4 separate regions of the Homo sapiens genome follow, and regions 1, 2 and 4 are each linked to region 3. A link is a loop called in an ENCODE intact Hi-C map of the cell type or tissue named here. Cell type or tissue: dorsolateral prefrontal cortex. All regions are shown on one strand. Region 1 overlaps ZBTB46 (zinc finger and BTB domain containing 46). Region 2 overlaps DNAJC5 (DnaJ heat shock protein family (Hsp40) member C5). Region 3 overlaps SAMD10 (sterile alpha motif domain containing 10). Region 4 overlaps ZBTB46 (zinc finger and BTB domain containing 46).

What was found. A loop is a pair of places that touch in the nucleus more often than their neighbours do. Peaks named below come from ENCODE experiments on the same cell type or tissue, not always from the same donor. Only the 100,000 strongest peaks of a DNase experiment are listed, where the experiment ranks them.
Region 1: it touches region 3 in a loop (2.0-fold over the local background); 57 of 110 quality-filtered maps call a loop at or near these places.
Region 2: a loop joins it to region 3, with 5 times the contacts of the local background. A loop is called at or near these places in 55 of 110 quality-filtered maps.
Region 4: a loop joins it to region 3, with 4 times the contacts of the local background. A loop is called at or near these places in 58 of 110 quality-filtered maps.

The regions. Positions count from the first base shown.
Region 1 is chr20:63,773,558-63,777,557 of GRCh38, forward strand. It overlaps ZBTB46 (zinc finger and BTB domain containing 46), which reads right to left. Exons shown (of 5, transcript NM_001369741.1): 3 at 2,121-2,405. Among named protein-coding and RNA genes, the nearest start is that of ZBTB46-AS2, 32 kb to the left of the region's middle. In dorsolateral prefrontal cortex, CTCF peaks have their summits at 1,755 (motif pointing right) and 1,955; a DNase peak (open chromatin) is centred at 1,744; H3K4me3 peaks cover 1,468 bases; H3K27ac peaks cover 669 bases.
Region 2 is chr20:63,907,903-63,911,902 of GRCh38, forward strand. All of the region lies in intron 1 of DNAJC5 (DnaJ heat shock protein family (Hsp40) member C5), which reads left to right. It also overlaps the pseudogene RNU1-134P. Among named protein-coding and RNA genes, the nearest start is that of MIR941-1, 9.5 kb to the right of the region's middle. RefSeq lists an enhancer at 2,454-2,953. In dorsolateral prefrontal cortex, a CTCF peak has its summit at 1,915 (motif pointing right); DNase peaks (open chromatin) are centred at 1,939 and 3,539; H3K27ac peaks cover 1,443 bases.
Region 3 is chr20:63,971,712-63,975,711 of GRCh38, forward strand. It overlaps SAMD10 (sterile alpha motif domain containing 10), which reads right to left. Exons shown (of 5, transcript NM_080621.5): 4 at 3,981-4,000; 5 at 2,405-3,821. The coding sequence ends at 3,799. Among named protein-coding and RNA genes, the nearest start is that of ZNF512B, 3.8 kb to the left of the region's middle. In dorsolateral prefrontal cortex, CTCF peaks have their summits at 2,353 (motif pointing left) and 2,559; a DNase peak (open chromatin) is centred at 2,310; H3K4me3 peaks cover 758 bases; H3K27ac peaks cover 2,027 bases.
Region 4 is chr20:63,784,318-63,788,317 of GRCh38, forward strand. The region is part of intron 2 of ZBTB46 (zinc finger and BTB domain containing 46); the gene reads right to left. Among named protein-coding and RNA genes, the nearest start is that of ZBTB46-AS1, 22 kb to the right of the region's middle. In dorsolateral prefrontal cortex, CTCF peaks have their summits at 2,110 and 2,310; DNase peaks (open chromatin) are centred at 1,449 and 2,114; H3K27ac peaks cover 4,000 bases.

The sequences.
Region 1 (4,000 bases), 200 kb before region 3:
AAACAGCACCCAAGCCCCTCATGTGAAAAGGCGCTCGGAGGGGAGGGTAGTGAGGGAGGCCTGGGATCCCCCTCCGACGGCACCCACGGGCATGTGCCACCGGCCGCACCCAAGCTGCTCATGTGAAAAGGCGGTCGGAGGGGAGGGTAGTGAGGGAGGCCCGGGATCCCCCTCCGACCGCACCCACGGGCATGCGCCGCTGGCCGCACCCAGCCTGTCCCTCCTGACGCCCACGAAACGTGCCCAGCGCTCCATCTGACCGGCTGGCCGACTGCAGGATGCCCACATGCCCTGCCACCGCCTCCTGGAAAGGCCCCAGTACCCCGGGGTTTGCTCAAATCCAACCATTTCTGCTGACAAGTACACTTTTGCATTTGAGAGGGGACGGGGCCAACATCTTGGAGCATAAATCACAAACACTCTGCCTGCACCGTGTTTGATATTTTAGAAACGCTATTTTGTTTGAATTCACAACAGCTGTGTAAGTGGCACCCCCCGCCCCCCCCCCCCCCCCCAGTTTTTCAGATGTGGGAAGTGAGGCCTCAGGATGTCTGTGACAGCCCAGCACCCACAGCTTGTCCCGTCTGTGCAGTGCTCAGCCCTGAGCCTCACTTTCAGGGCCAAGACCCTTCGACGGACACGGCTCCTCACTGAGTACACGGAATAAAGGGAAGGTGAACACCACTTTCCACATGTAGTCTTTATTACCCACAAACAGTTGGCATCAGTGCTCACACCAACGCGAAAATTCGAAAGAATATTTTAGTGCTTATGAAAACAAAGTTGTAAAAATATTGTTTTTTAGAGCAGCGTAAAGAAACAGAGAAACAGATATACTTCCCAAATCCCAGCATCAAGGACAGCTGGCACGTTTCCTTCCTTCACTTCCCTCAATACTCAGCAAACAATGTGTCCACACCACTCAGCACGCCTGGACCCCAGCCGCGGAGGTGGGGGCATCTCATGCCGGACTCGCTCCCTCCTCCCCTGGAGAGAAACGGGAGGCGCCTCACTCACTCTCAGCCGCATGCTGAGTGCCAGCTATGTGCTAGGTGCCAGCACCAGGCCTTGCCCGGGGGCCCACATGAGCGCGAGACCAGAAGGCAGCTGGCTGGGGGCTGGCTGCGGTGGGTTTTTTTTGTTTTTTTTTTTGTTTTTTTTTTTGAGACAGAGTCTCCCTCTGTCGCCCCGGCTGGAGTGCAGTGGCGCGATCTCGGCTCACTGCAAGCTCTGCCTGCCGGGTTCACGCCATTCTCCTGCCTCAGTCTCCCGAGTAGCTGGGACTACAGGCGCCCGCCACCACGCCCGGCTAATTTTTTGTATTTTTAGTAGAGACGGGGTTTCACCGTGTTGGCCAAGATGGTCTCGATCTCCTGACCTCGTGGTCTGCCCGCCTCAGCCTCCCAAAGTGCTGGGATTGCAGGCGTGAGCCACCGCGCCCGGCCCCTTTGTTTTTTTAAACTCCGAAAGCTGAATGCCCCCGTCTTGTCAGGAAGTCAGTCAGTCTGGGGTGAGCCCGACACGCAGCAGTGGCTGAACTTTTGGCCACATCTCGGCAGGCGCGTCGTCGTTTGGATTCAGCTGGGGACATTTACGTTTTAAAGACAACCTCCGACGCATCTTTAAAAGTCACACGCCACCAGCATCATCCAGCGAAGGCAACGCAAGGCGAGGCCCCCAAGTGCAATCGGCTCGCAGCGGCCGCCCCCATCTCCCTTGCGCGAAACGAGCCTCAGCACGAAGGCGACAGAGGGGCCGGCAGGGGGCGCCCGAGCCCGTCTCTGGAGCACAAAGACCCCCGGCCCCTGCGCGACCCGGACGAGCTCGCATTCAGCCAACGACTCCTGTGAGAAACATTCCAGCAAGCACTCGGCTGCTCCCCTGCCCGCCGCGCTCACAACCGCGTCCATTCCCTCCTCACTCTAAAGCCAGCCCCCCGTGCACCTGAGAGGCCAGTCCAGGCTGTGACGCCGCATCCTCACCTCCCGCAACAGGGAGGTCAGCAGGCGGCCGAGCAGCAGGGACAGACCCTCAGCCTCATCTCATCTTGGCCCGGGACCTGCAACCCTCAGCCTTCAAAACCACACCAAAGCCAAGCGGCCCCCAGGGCCTGCACTTACGGGACAGCGAGTGGGCCCCTCTGGGCAGGTACTCGAACAGCAGGGAGCCGTCATCCCCCAGCACGTCGGCCTTCAGCGACAGCAGGCTGTTCTTACTCATGAGCGCCGCGCGCAGGTTGGCCACCGCGGTGGCCTGATGCAGGGCGTCGTCCTTCTCTGGGGTGAGGGGAGGGCCCAGATAGCTGGCTTCTCCTCCCAGGAGACCCTCCTCCACCTGTGCATAGAGCTCGGCCCTCTCTCCTCGGCTGTCGGAGCTGCTGGCTTCGGTGACGGACAGGTCCGCATCTGGGGACAGAGGGACACACGTCAGAAGACACGGGTCGTTCCCAGACTCTCCAAGTGGGACAGGCGACACATTTAGAAGGACAGCGACCAGCTTCTGCCTGAGCTACAGAGCAGCATCAAGTCCAGCCCACCCTGGGAGCCGGGCACCTGCCCCAGCAATGCAGCAGCCTCGGCCCAGCCCGGCCTTTCCTGCCCACCCAGGTCCCATGGCTGCGGTGGAGTCTCAGCCAAGGCTTTGGAGGACGGCTCAACTCAGAACAACGGGGTTGCCCTCCCTGGACGAGGCGCTGCAGACCTGGTACCTGCTCTGCTCCAGGGCCGAGGGCCTGAGAGTCAGAGGCTCCTGGGGCGGCAGTATTTCCATCTCGCAAAGACGAGGAGAGGCTCAAAATGGATCAATGACGTTAGAGCTAAATCTATAAAATTCTTAGAAGAAAATCCGCATGATCTCAGATTTGGCAATAGGTTCTTAGATACAAAACCAAGCACAAGCAACAAAATAAATTGGACTCATCAAAATTAAATGTCTGTGCTTCAAAGGATACTACCAAGAAAGTGACGCCGGGTGCGGTGGCTCAAGCCTGTGATCCCAGCACTCTGGGAGGCCGAGGCGGGCGGATCATCTGAGGTCAGGAGTTCAAGGCCAGCCTGGCCAACATGGTGAAACCCCATCTCTACTAAAAATACAAAAATTAGCCGGGCGTGGTGGCACGTGCCTGTAATCCCAGCTACTCAGTAGGCTGCGGCAGGAGAATCGCTTGAACCCAGGAGGTGGAGGTTGCAATGAGCCGAGATCACACCACTGCACTCTAGCCTGGGCGACAGAACAACGCTCTGTCTCAAAAAAAAAAAAAAATTGCAACCTATATATCTGATAATAAAAAGGCAAATACTGTAACTCAATATAAAAATGGGCAAAAAATCTTACTAGACATTTGTCCAAAGAAGATGTATAAATGGCCAAGACGCACAGGAAGAGATGCTCAGCATCACCCATCACTAAGGAAACGCAAAACACAACACGATTCCACCACACAATACGGTTCCAGCACACGCCACGGTTCCACCACACGCCACGGTTCCACCACACGCCACGGTTCCAGCACACGCCACGGTTCCACCACACGCCACGGTTCCAGCACACGCCACGGTTCCACCACACGCCACGGTTCCAGCACACGCCACGGTTCCAGCACACACCCACTGGGATGGCTGGATATAAAAAGGCCAGGCACCGTGGCTCACGCTTCCAGTCCCAACATTTTGGGAGGCTAAGACCGGAAGATCTATTGAGAACAGGAGTTCAAGACCAGCCTGGGCAACACAGCAGGACAAAAAGTTAAAATAAAACAAAATTAGCTGAGTGTGGTGGGTTGTGCCTGTGGTCCTAGCTACTCAGGAGGCTGCGGCGGGAGGATCACTTGAGCCTGAGAGGTTGAGGCTGTGGTGAGCTGTGATCGAGCCACTGTACTCCAGTCTGGGTGACAGAGTGAGACCCTATCTCAAAAACAACAACAAAAAAGATCAGATAATATTGGCAAGGATGGGAAGAAATCAGAACCCTGGAACCTTGCTGGTAAGAGTGTAACATGGTG
Region 2 (4,000 bases), 64 kb before region 3:
CTACGGGCATGTGCACCATCACGCCTGGCTAATTTTTGTATTTTTAGTAGAGTCGGGGTTTCACCAGGTTGGCGAGGCTAGTCTCGAACTCCTGAGCTCGTGATCCCCCCACCTTGGCCTCCCGAAGTGCTGGGATTACAGGCGTGAGCCACTGCGCCTGGCCCTGAAATTTCGCATGTTTTACGGTTGGCTTGTTAGGGTTAAATTGGTGCACCTTATACTTGGTTGCATACTAGACTCACTGGAATGATTTGACTTTCGTCATAGTTGCAGAGGCACTCTGAAACCCTATGTATGTGCTTCACCAGGGACAGCCCCACGCATGGGAGGTGGTGGCCAGCCATCACCCCAGGGTGAATTTCTCTAAGAGCAGTCCTAGGCCAGGGGGTGAGTGTGGGAAAGTCAGGGCCGTTTCCATCAGTTAACGTTTCAGAGCGGGTTCCCGCTGGAAGTGCTGGAAATACCCAGATGCCATCTGTAGCATTTTATGAACTGTGGCGGATCCACTCTCTGTGTCTTGAGCTTCTGCTCTGTGGTCTGCTCAGTGGAAGCATCCTGTCAGTCCACTGTACAGTGGGGTGGAGCCGCAGCCAGGGTGGGTGTGCCGTTTGATTGGTCACGGAATGAACAGGGCAAAGGTCACTAAGTAGATATGATACTGCAAGTAGGATTGTGGTCATAGGTATTTTTATGAATTTGTGTTATGTGAAGTTGAGGATTTGAATGTTGTGATTATTATATCCAGATAAAGTTCTAGCCTGGCACAGTGCAGGCACGTGCCTGTGGTCCCAGCTGCTTGAAGTGGGAGGAGAGCTTCAGCTCAGGATTTCCAGGCTATAGGGAGCTGTGGTCCCACCATTGCACCCCAGCCTGGGTGACAGAGTGAGACCCCATCTCAAAAAGAAAAGAAAAGAGGCTAGGCGCAGTGGCTCAGGCCTGTAATTCAAGCACTTTGGGAGGCTGAGGCAGGCGGATCACTTGAAGTCTGGAGTTCGAGACCAGCCTGGCCAACATGGTGAAACCCCCCCATCTCTATTAAAAATACAAAAATCATACTTACCCGGCAGGGGAGATACCATGATCGCGAAGGTGGTTTTCCCAGGGCAAGGCTTAGCCATTGCACTCCGGATGTGCTGAGCCCTGCGTTTTCCCCAAATGTGGGAAACTTGACTGCGTAATTTGTGGTAGTGGAGGGACTGTGTTCACACTGTCCCCCCCGCCCAAAAAAATAAAAATACAAAAATCAGTCGGGCGTGGTGGCTCACGCCTGTCATCCCAGCACTTTGGGAAGCCGAGGTGGGTGGATCACCTGAGGTCAGGAGTTTGAGACCAGCCTGGCCAACATGGTGAAAATTGGGAGGCCGAGGCGGGCGGATCCCAAGGTCAGGAGATCGATACATCCTGGCTAACACAGTGAAACCCCGTCTCTACTAAAAATAAAAAAAAAAAAATTAGCCGGGCGTGGTGGCGGGCGCCTGTAGTCCCAGCTACTCGGGAGGCTGAGGCAGGAGAATGGCGTGAACCAGGGAGGCGGAGCTTGCAGTGAGCCGAGATGGCGCCACTGCACTGCAGCCTGGGCGACAGAGCGAGATTCCGTCTCAAAAACAACAACAAGAACAACAACAAAAAATTAGCCGGGAGCAGTGATGCGTGCCGTAGTCCCAGCTACTCTGGAGGCTGAGGCAGGAGAATCACTTGAGCCTGGGAGGCAGAGGCTGCAGTGAGCCGAGATTGTGCCACTGCACTCCAGCCTGGGCGACAGAGCAAGACTCCGTCTCAAAGAAAGAAAAAGAAAGAAAAAAGTCTTCCCCGTGAGAGTAGATTTCTACTGAATCGATTGCTGGTTTTATGCCTTTTCTTCCGTGATAGGAAGTATGTCCAGACTCATCTGGCTGGGGATCCTCAGGAGAGCCTGCGGGGGGCAGCAGAGGCCCGCCTGGGCCAGGGCGTGCACCAGACCAGAATCCTGCGGATTTAGTATTGTGAGGGTAGAAGACCAGCAAGCAGCATGACCTCGTGGTTACTGATCTTATGAAGAACACTTGTCTTTCATATTTGGGACTGTGTTAAGGTTTTCTGGAATATTTTTGGTTGTAGTAACGATTCTGCTTTAGGAGCTTTCTTCTCTAGTGTTGCACAGACCTGAGTGATTTGACCAGCAGTGCTGCGGTAACGGAAGACCACTCGTGTCTTCAGACTCGTTCTGTTCCTGGGGGTGCTTGCTTGTTCTAGGCCCCCTTTGTATGGAGAGGTTCAAACCTTGATTGAATAGTCGCTACCCAGGTGTCATAACCTGTGGCCTCATTGGTGTCACCTGGACTTTTTGTCTGCTGTTTGCACCATCGAAAGTGATGTGCGCTGGCCGGGCGCGGTGGCTCACGCCTGTGGTCCCAGCACTTTGGGAGGCGGGGGTGGGCAGATCACAAGGTCAGGAGATGGAGACCATCCTGGCTAACACGGTGAAACCCCATCTCTACTAAAAATACAAAAATTAGCTGGGCATGGTTGCGAGTGCCTGTAGTCCCAGCTACTCGGGAGGCTGAGGCAGGAGAATGGCGTGAACCTGGGAGGCAGAGCTTGCAGTGAGTGGAGATCGCGCCACTGCACTCCAGCCTGGGCAACAGAGCGAGACTCCCTCTCGAAAAAAAAAAGTGATGTGCGCTTGGGACTGGGAGGGCGAGGCCCGAGGTACCTGGGTGCCCGATGCCCAGGAGGGCATGAGTGTCGTGTTGGATAACCTGCTCTCCAAGTAATAGGGTTTTGAGAATGTTTTTTTTTTTTTTTAATTGAGACAGAGTCTGACTCTGTCGCCCAGGCTGGAGTGCCATGGTATGATCTCGGCTCAGTGCAACCTCTGCCTCCCAGGTTCAAGCGATTCTCCTGCCTCAGCCTCCCAAGTAGCTGGGACTACAGGTGCCCGCCACCACACCCGGCTAATTTTTGTATTTTTAGTAGAGACGGGGGTTCACCATGTTGGCCAGGCTGGTCTATCTCCTGACCTCATGATCCGCCTGCCTTGGCCTCCCAAAGTACTGGGATTATAGGCCTGAGCCACCATGCCCGGCCTGTTCAATTCTTTGTATTCAAATGTATATCTGGAGTTATTTTGTTCAACTTCTGATCTGCTTTTCTTTTTGAATTACTGTATTCTAAGCATCAGTTTACAAGAAAAAAAATCTTTATTAGGTTTCCAGACCCAAGTCAATACCAATAAAATTAATGCAGCAAACATTCACTGAATGCTCTATTAGGACCTGGGGCAGTAGATGAGTCTGTGAATTAAAAGGGCTTCAGCATGTGGGGTTTGGTTTTGTTTCTCTGTAGCTAATCATACCTTTGGAATGGTTTTATAGTTTCAGGAAACCGTGGTTCTGGGCAGGGTGGCAGCTATGGGTTGAGGCAGTTGATCCTTCCTCAGGTGTGGCCGCTGGTCTTGTTGCTTCTTGACATTAACTTTGTGACTCACGAGGGCAGGCGTTCGTTTTCTGTGGCACTCTGTGTGTGAGCGAGCATGGGGCTTGTTACTGTGTGAAAAGGGCCAGCTGCCCTGCCTGTCTGCTCCTCCCTGGCTCGGCCGGGCGCTGCCATGGCTCCAGCTCAGATTCACTTCCTCTCGTACTTGGATGCTTGGTGATGGTCGTGGAAGCAGTTTTATTTTCTCTTGCTGTTCTCGTGTTGCGTTAAGCTCAGCATCACTGTTGCTTTTTATTCTTAGAATTAAGGAGGAAAGCTGAAATCTTTTGGGGATTTCTGTGTTTCCAGGGACTTTAGGAATTCTTTTTTTTTTTTGAGACAGGGTCTTGCTCTGTCAATCAGGCTGGAGTGCGGTGGCGCGATCTCGGCTCCCTGCAGCCTTGACCTCCTGGGCTCGAGTGATCCTCCCATCCCAACCACCTGAGTAACTGGGACCACAGGTGTGCACCATCACGCCTGGCGAGTTTTTGTATTTTTTTTTTTAATAGAGATGGGGTTTCACCATGTTGCCCAGAATGATCAAACT
Region 3 (4,000 bases):
GCCTTAGGAGGGCCATTCTTACCTGTTCACAGCACCCATCTCCCAGGGAAGGCCTCAGGCCTCAGGAGGGAAGAGTCAAGGAGACTCTGGGTTTTCATCTTGTGCCCATAGAGCATTTTTTTTTTTTTTTTTTTGAGATGGAGTCTCTCTCTGTTGCCCAGGCTGGACTGCAGTGGCGCCATCTCTGCTCACTGCAACCTCCGCCTCCTGGGTTCAAGCAATTCTGCCTCAGCCCCCTGAGTAGCTGGGATTACAGGCACGTGCCACCATACCCAGCTGATTTTTTGTATTTTTAGTAGAGACGGGGTTTTACCAAGCTGGCCAGGCTGGTCTCGAACTCCTGACCTCGTGATCCACCCACCTCGGCCTCCCAAAGTGCTGGAATTACAGGCATGCGCCACCGCACCCAGCCAGCATTTTTTTTAAAACCATGTGCATATATTACTTTTATAATTAAAACAGACTTTTAAAAGTTTCGTAATGCCCCTTTTTGCATACTACAAATATTCTGGACTCCTTAAAATTGATGTGGGCTGGAAGTTGCTAGTCAGGAAATGGAACTACCAGGTGTGCCTCCTTCGCTGGGGCCCTTCCGGCCCAGTCGGCCCCTTTCCCTGTACCCCGTGGAGCAAGCTCAGAGGCACTGCTAGGGGGTTGGGCAGTAAGATTTTTGCCTTTCCTCAAAGGGGCCTGGGATCTGCTTCACTCAAGGCTGGTGCAGAGCACTCACATGGAGATTGGAGGTTGGCTCTTATAGAAGAGGCAGTCAGTCAATCCTTCCTTCGGGAATCTGAGTCAGAGAGGCCAGTGCACACCAGCCTGTGTGACCCGAGGAGGAAGGGGAGGGCATTCCCTGTGAGGCTAGCGTCATCACGTCCTTCCCTTGTTGACCTTTCCCACCCTGGGGACGGGACCAGCAGGATTTCCTGAGGGGTCAGTGTGTGTCCCCTTAGGTGCAGCCAAGGCCGTCAGCTCTCCCTGTGTAAGTCTGGGTGTCCATACATGCGACCTGTTTGGACATTGCCGTGTCAGGATATGACAGTGTCCCATGCTAGGTGAGACCAATGCCTGTCTGTATTTTAGCATCTGGGCGACTAGACCTCAGGGTACCTGGGGACGATGTGTCTGGATTTCAGTATCCATGTGTCCAGGCTGCGGCATGTCTCAGTGTCAGGGTGCTGGTGAGGGACGGCTGTTTTCTGTGAGCATCTACATGCCAGGGTGTCGTGGAATACAGTGTGTTTGTGTGCACCGGGGATGTGCCGTGTCCCATGTGTTTCTATGTGTTAGGAGGTCGTTGTGTGTCTGCATGCTAGTATTTGTGTATTTGTGTAATGACATCTTTGTATGGGGGCATGCTGTTACATACCTTTGTGTCTGTGTGCCTGGCCAACTACATGCATGTGTTTGTGTGTGTTGGTGTTTGCTGGTGTCAGTGTCATTGAGTCTCTGTGTGTGGTTTATGCTCTTATGTGTCTGATTGCTGTGTGTGTGTGGTGTGTGTGTGTGTGTGTGTGTGTGCTGTGATCTGTGTTTGAGACAGGGTCTTGCTCTGTTGCCCAGGCTGGAGTGCAGTTGTGTGGTTAGAGCTCACTGTGCCTTGAACTCCTGGGCTCAAGGAATCTTCCTGCCTCAGCCTCCCAAGTAGCTGGGACTACGGGTATGCGCCACCATGCCTGGCTAGTTTCAAAAGTTTTTTGTAGAGATGGGGTCTTGCTATGTCACACAGGCTGGTCTTGAACTCCTGGCCTTCAGCGACACTCCTGCCTTGGTCTCCCACAGTGCTGGGATTGCAGGCGTGAGCCACCGTACCAGGCCAGATGTTTGTGTTTTATCCCTGAACGTGTGAATGGGATCTTATTGGGAAAAGGGTATTTGCAGATGTGATGAAAGATCTTGTGATGAGGAGATTATCCTGTATTACCCAGGTGGCCCCAAATCCAAGCATCCTTATAAGAGAGAGACAGAGGGAGATTTGAGAGACAGAAGAGGAGGAGGTGATCTGATTACAGAGGCGGAGACGGGTAATGCCCATGCGCCCGAGTTCCCCCGGCAGCCACTGGAAGCTGGAGAGGTGAGGAGTCGCCCCAGGAGGCCCTGAGGGAGCTGGATTTTGGACTGCGGCCTCCAGAACTCCAGAGAGAATGAATGTCTGCTGTTCTCAGCACCCCTCCGTGGTCCTCTGTCACGGCAGCCGCGGGACCCTCACGCGCTGTCTGGGCCGTCCCTTCCAGCGTGTCGGGCGTTGTGTCCAGCACTGGGGACCGCCCACAGGCGTGACTTGAGCCCTGTTTCCAGCCTCTGCGCGGGGTTGCCCAGACGCCCCTCCAGGGCGTGACGCCACTGCCCCCTGGTGGCCGCGGCTGCCCAGACGCCCTCTCCTCGCAGACCCAGCACCGCCAGCACTTGGGAACCAGCTTTATTTCTGATTTTTTTTTTTTGTCAGAGTATAAAAAAGTGAGTGCAGCAAAACAAGGAAGACGAGACAGGCGTGCGTGGGCCAGGGCAAGACAGAGGAGAAGGGAGGGAAGCAGAGGCAGAAGGGCCCCTTGGGCGAAGGCTGATGGTGGGAGGCGGGCAGAATACTTGCGCAGCCACACAGGGGCAGGGATGAGGGTCTCCCCGTGGTGGGGGCTTACAGGATGGGAGCGGCCAGGCCAGTTGTCCAAATTCCACCTGGGACCTGCAGTGACCAGCCTCGAGTCTGGAGGCTCAAAGCACACAGAGGGGACTAGGGGCTCAGCCTCATCTGTCCCTGAGATTTTCAGAAGCCACAGGGGGACTGGGAGAGGGCAGAGGCGCAAGAGGGTGGAGGCGGCTAGGGCCGCCCTCACTGTCCTTCCGCCAGGCAGCACCAGCCCCAAACCACCCAGAGAGGGGTTGCTCAGGCCTCTGGGAGGGTGTAAGGGGAGTGGCCCTGGGAAGGCCTCTCCCCTGAATCCAGGCCTTCTTGGGAAAGCAGCAATGGGAAGGCCCACGCACAAGGCCCTTGTTCTTGAGGGCGAGGGGGGAAGACCATAAAAGCAAGATTTTCCCAAAGATAGGGCAGGGAGCACTGCTAAGCCTGGGCCCTGGGCGCGGAGCCACCTGGACAGGGCTGGGGTTCTCGTTGTGCCACATTTTGTCTCTGGCGCTTGGTCAATCTGGTCCTTTCTCAGCTTTACTTCTCATGAATAGAGGGGGTGTGGTGACGATGTATAAATAATGATGAAAGTGCTTGGCATGGTGCCCGTTAGGCGGGTGCTGATGGCCACTACTCTAGATGATGGGTTGGCCTGCTGGGCCCTGGCAGGTGCATGGGCACAAGCCACAGGGAGCCGAGGCAGCTTATGGTACCTGTGTGGGCCAACCTGGAGGTGCTGGGGAACGACCTAGAACTGGGCTGGGTGGGTGGACAGACAAGTGACTCAGCAGGCGATGGGGGACCGACATCACGTGGAGAGGGGAATGTAAATAAACAGACTCCCTGGGAGTCTAGGGGGGACATCCAAACCGGTTCTGGCTCCAGGCAGCTGCCCCACATGCTGCCAGCTGCACCAGGGGAGGGCTTGGGCTCAGGTCCCAGGAGGTGGGGCCACACTCAAGCAGCCCCCTACCCACCCAGCCCCAGGGCACGACCTGGAATGTCCAACCAGAGGCGCCTGGAGGTGTGATCCTGGTCCTGTCTGTCCGTTGGGCCAGCCTGGCCGCCCCGGCATCCCGCAGGGTCCAAGAGGCGCTGCGGGGCCAGCTTGGCCTCCTCCCTAGCCGTGGACTCCCATCACAGTGCTGGGGTCTGGGTTCAAGCCTCAGCAGCAGCTAGGACATTTTCCCGAAGGAAGCTGTGTGATGGAAGAGGGTGAGAATGGGGTGGGGTCTTTGGCATCATCTGCATTAGGGCGCTTACTGGGGCCTGCAGCCGACCTCCTGAGGTCATCCCACCCCACACTCAGAGGGGCTTCTCCATCAGCCCCCAGGCCTCTCTGGCACCTCACACTGACCTTGGCTGAGCAGCTGCAGG
Region 4 (4,000 bases), 190 kb before region 3:
CAGACAGGAGGCTTGCAGGCAGTGCTAGGCACCCGAGAGGCCATTGTCCCCCATCTGGAGCTCCCGCAGTTCTGATGTACGCTTAAAAATCCCAACATGTCAAGCTCCCACCTCACCAGGGTTCAAGTACACACTTCACAGAACACACAGATCCTCCTGTAGCAGCACCGCTTAGGCATGTGTGGGGCCATTTAGTTGGGGCACCTGGGCTGTTTCTTTACCATCTTCTCATGCAGTAGCTACACATCCACTTTGTCAAGGCCTCACCAGTCACCTCTCAGGTCCTTACTGTGCTCCCTCCGCAGATGAGAAGGAGACGCCAGGGCCTGGGGAGGCACGGGCCTGCCTGCCTGCCCCATAGCTGCAAACATGAATCTGAACATTTTAATGCTATTTCCCACAAGCTCTCATAGAAGTGAACTGCTGTAACTCAGAAATAAATTTCAAGGGATACTGTTTCTTGGAAGCTGCTCAGTTAGAATGAATTTGGCCTCCCTGCCTAGAAAATCACTCTTAAAAGCAAACAGGCCTCAGGGTCACCAGGGGCCGGGATGATGCACAGAGGGGTTGGGGCATCGGCGTCGAATGATCCACGGTGACCACTTGACATGTGTCCTTAGAAAAGAGACTTTGTGGCCGGGCGTGGTGGCTCACGCCTGTCATCCCAGCACTTTGGGAGGCCGAGGCAGGCGGATCACGAGGTCAAGAGATCGAGACCGTCCTGGCCAACATGGTGAAACCCCGTCTCTACTAAAAATACAAAAATTAGCCGGGCGTGGTGGTGGGCACCTGTAGTCCCAGCTACTCGGGAGGCTGAGGCAGGAGAATGATGTGAACCTGGGAGGTGGAGGTTGCGGTGAGCTGAGATTGCACCACTGCACTCCAGCCCGGCAACAGAGCGAGACTCAAAAAAAAAAAAAAAGAAAAGAAAAGAAAAAGAAAGAAGGAAAAGGGACTTTGTGGCCCGGCACACTGGCTCACGCCTGTAATCCCAGCACTTTGGGAGGCTGAGGCGGGCGGACCGCTTGAGGTCAGGAGTTCGAGACAAGCCTGGCCAATATGGTGAAACCCCGTCTCTACTAAAAATACAGAAATTAGCCGGGCGTGGTCACGGGAGCCTGTAATCCCAGCTACTCGGAGGCTGAGGCAGGAGAATCACTTGAACCCAGGAAGCGGAGGCTGCAGTGAGTCGAGATCACACCACCGCACTCCAGCCTGGGTGACAGTGACGCTCTGTCTCAAAAATAAAAAAAATTTAAAAAAGGGCCTTTGCTTCTATAAATGGGATGAAAATTAAAAATCCTCTTCTCTAAGATAGAATAAATCTTTAATGGAAACAAACTGACCTCCATGGGATCATGATCTACTTCCAAACCCCAAGCTTCCAAATCCCAGCCTGAGGGCTCAGACGGAGGACGCAGCTCAGGGAGTCACTGGCCGCCACAGCGTGGGCAGAACCATCCTCCATCCTCACACAGCTCACAGCCTTGTGTCCTCATCTTAGCAACTCGGAATAATCTAATGGAAGAGTTTCACAGTTGCCTTGGAAACCCAAGGGATTTAAGACTCTAACAAAAGTACACAGCCAAAATCACTTGTTGGATTCTAAAAACACCTTCTGCTCGACAACTGCATTTAAAGCATTCAGCCCACAGGCTTAAGGAGTGCACTATTTCTCAGTGCCTGCATCGACTCTCATAATACAAAGGCCTCCAGCACGGGCACCTGCCAGCGAGTTACGTGCACGCACAGGGAGGTGGCCTGGGACCACTGGGAGGGGCCTCGCTGTGCTGACAACGGACCCTGCAGCGCATCTGTAAACATCAGAATAAACCCCCCAAAGCCGTGTCTCTTGCCAGGGACCACTGCTTCTCAGATTTTAGTTGGAGCTAGTGGAAGATTATAAACAGTTACAAGCAGATGGAAAGGCCACTGGCCCTGACCTGCTGCCTGTACACTCTCCACACGCACAGCAGCACATAGAGAAACGATTTTCCCAACTGCTAATGTCTGGAGACATTTTTGGTTGTACCAACGGGGGATCCAAAGGCAGGTGCTCCTGGCATCTGTGGGTGGAGGCCACGGCTGCTGCTAACATCCTGCAGTACCCAGGACAGCCTCACGATGGAGCACAACTCAGCCCGAGGCTGAGTTAAACCAACTGCTGTTTTTTGTTTGTTTTGAGGTTTTTTGATTTGTTTTGTTTTGTTTTGAGACAGGGTCTCAACCCTGTCTCCAGGCTGGAGTGCAGTGGCGCGATCTCAGCTCACCGCAACCTCCGCCTCCCTGGTTCAAGAGATTCTCCTGCCTCAGCTTCCTGAGCAGCTGGGACTACAGGCGCGCACCACCACGCCCAGCTAACTTTTGTATATTTAGTAGAGACGGGGTTTCACCATGTTGGCCACGATGGTCTCGATCTCCTGACCTTGTGATCCGCCCGCCTTGGCCTCCCAAAGTGCTGGAATTACAGGCGTGAGCCACCCCGCCCGGCCTCGGATAACTTTTGTATTAGAAATGGGATTTCACTACTTTGCCCAGGATAGTCCCAAACTCCTGGCCTCAAGGGATCCTCATGCCTCGGCCTCCCAAATTGCCTCCAAAAGGGATTTTGGGCCTGAGCGACTGCACGTGGTCACCAACTTTTACTGAACATCCAGGGTCTGGCCGTAGCTCAGTGCAGGACGCACAGCAACAACAGATGAGAATGAATAAAATCTACATTGTGTCAAAGTAGAACAGCATTTACCCGCAGGTGGGGTAGAGGCAAGAGGAAGGTACTGTATGACGGATACAGTTTCCCTTTGGGATGATGGAAAAGTTGTGATCGCAGAACTTCATGCGCCACAGAAGGGCATTTTGGTCAGGGATGGACCACAGATAACCACTGTGGTCCCGTAGATTAGAACGCAGCCGGGAAATTCCTGTCACCTGGTGGCGTGACAGGAATAGCCATCGCCATCCTAGCCATCGCCATCCTAGCCATCGCCACATCCTAGCACAACTTTAAAAAATCAGTTTAGTGTAGGCCACGCCAAGTGTTTATAAAGTCTGCAGCAGTGCACAGTTCTGTCCTCAGCCTTCATGTTCCCTCAGCACTCGCTCACCCAGGGCAACCTGCAGTGCAGCAAGCTCTGTGCATGGCAGGGGCCCTACCCAGGCATGCCGTTATCTTGTATACCCTATTTTTACAGCACCCTTTCTATGTTTAGACACACAAACACTTCCCATGGTGCCACAGCTGCCTGCAGTGCTCAGCACCGTAACTAACACTGGCAGGTTTGTGCTGGGCCTATAACCGGCTGCACTTTCTAGTTTTGTGACGGGCGCTCCATGACGCTCCCAGAGCAACAGAATCGCCTAGCGATGCGTTTCTTGGAACCTATCCCTGTCATCAAGCAACGCGTGACTTTAATGCCAGTGAAATGTACATTTGAAAATGGTTAAAATGGTAAGGTTTACATTATGTATGTTCTACCACAATGATAAAAGTTAACGTATTATCGAGCTGTGTTCACTCCCGGCTCTCGCAGATCTCTCAGCGACGGAGAGGAGGGACCAGGGTCAGGAGAAGAGGCCACACCCGCCCTGCCCAGGAAGCCCTCCAGCCAGGGGGGCAGGCAGCGTCTCCCACTGCGCCACCCACACACGGCATCTGCGACATTTTTCAGGGCCTCCCACCCTGCGGCTTGCTGTCTTTCGTCCTCCTCTGTCCACTCACGCCCTCCCACGTTCATTTCCAGGCTTCATCCTGGAGGAACCTCCCCACGGGCAGCACCTGCTAGGACACCTCCATTTCTTCTTTCCTTTAATTAAGAGACAGGGTCTGGCTCTGTCGTCCAGGCTGGAGGGCAGCAGTGCAATCACGGCTCACTGCAGCCTGGACATCTTGGGCTCAAGCCATCCTCCCGCCTCAGCCTCCCAAGTAGCTGAAGTACAGGCACAGGCAACACCACACCCAACTCCAAATATCCTTCCTTGACTTGGGCCACAGCCTGGGGAA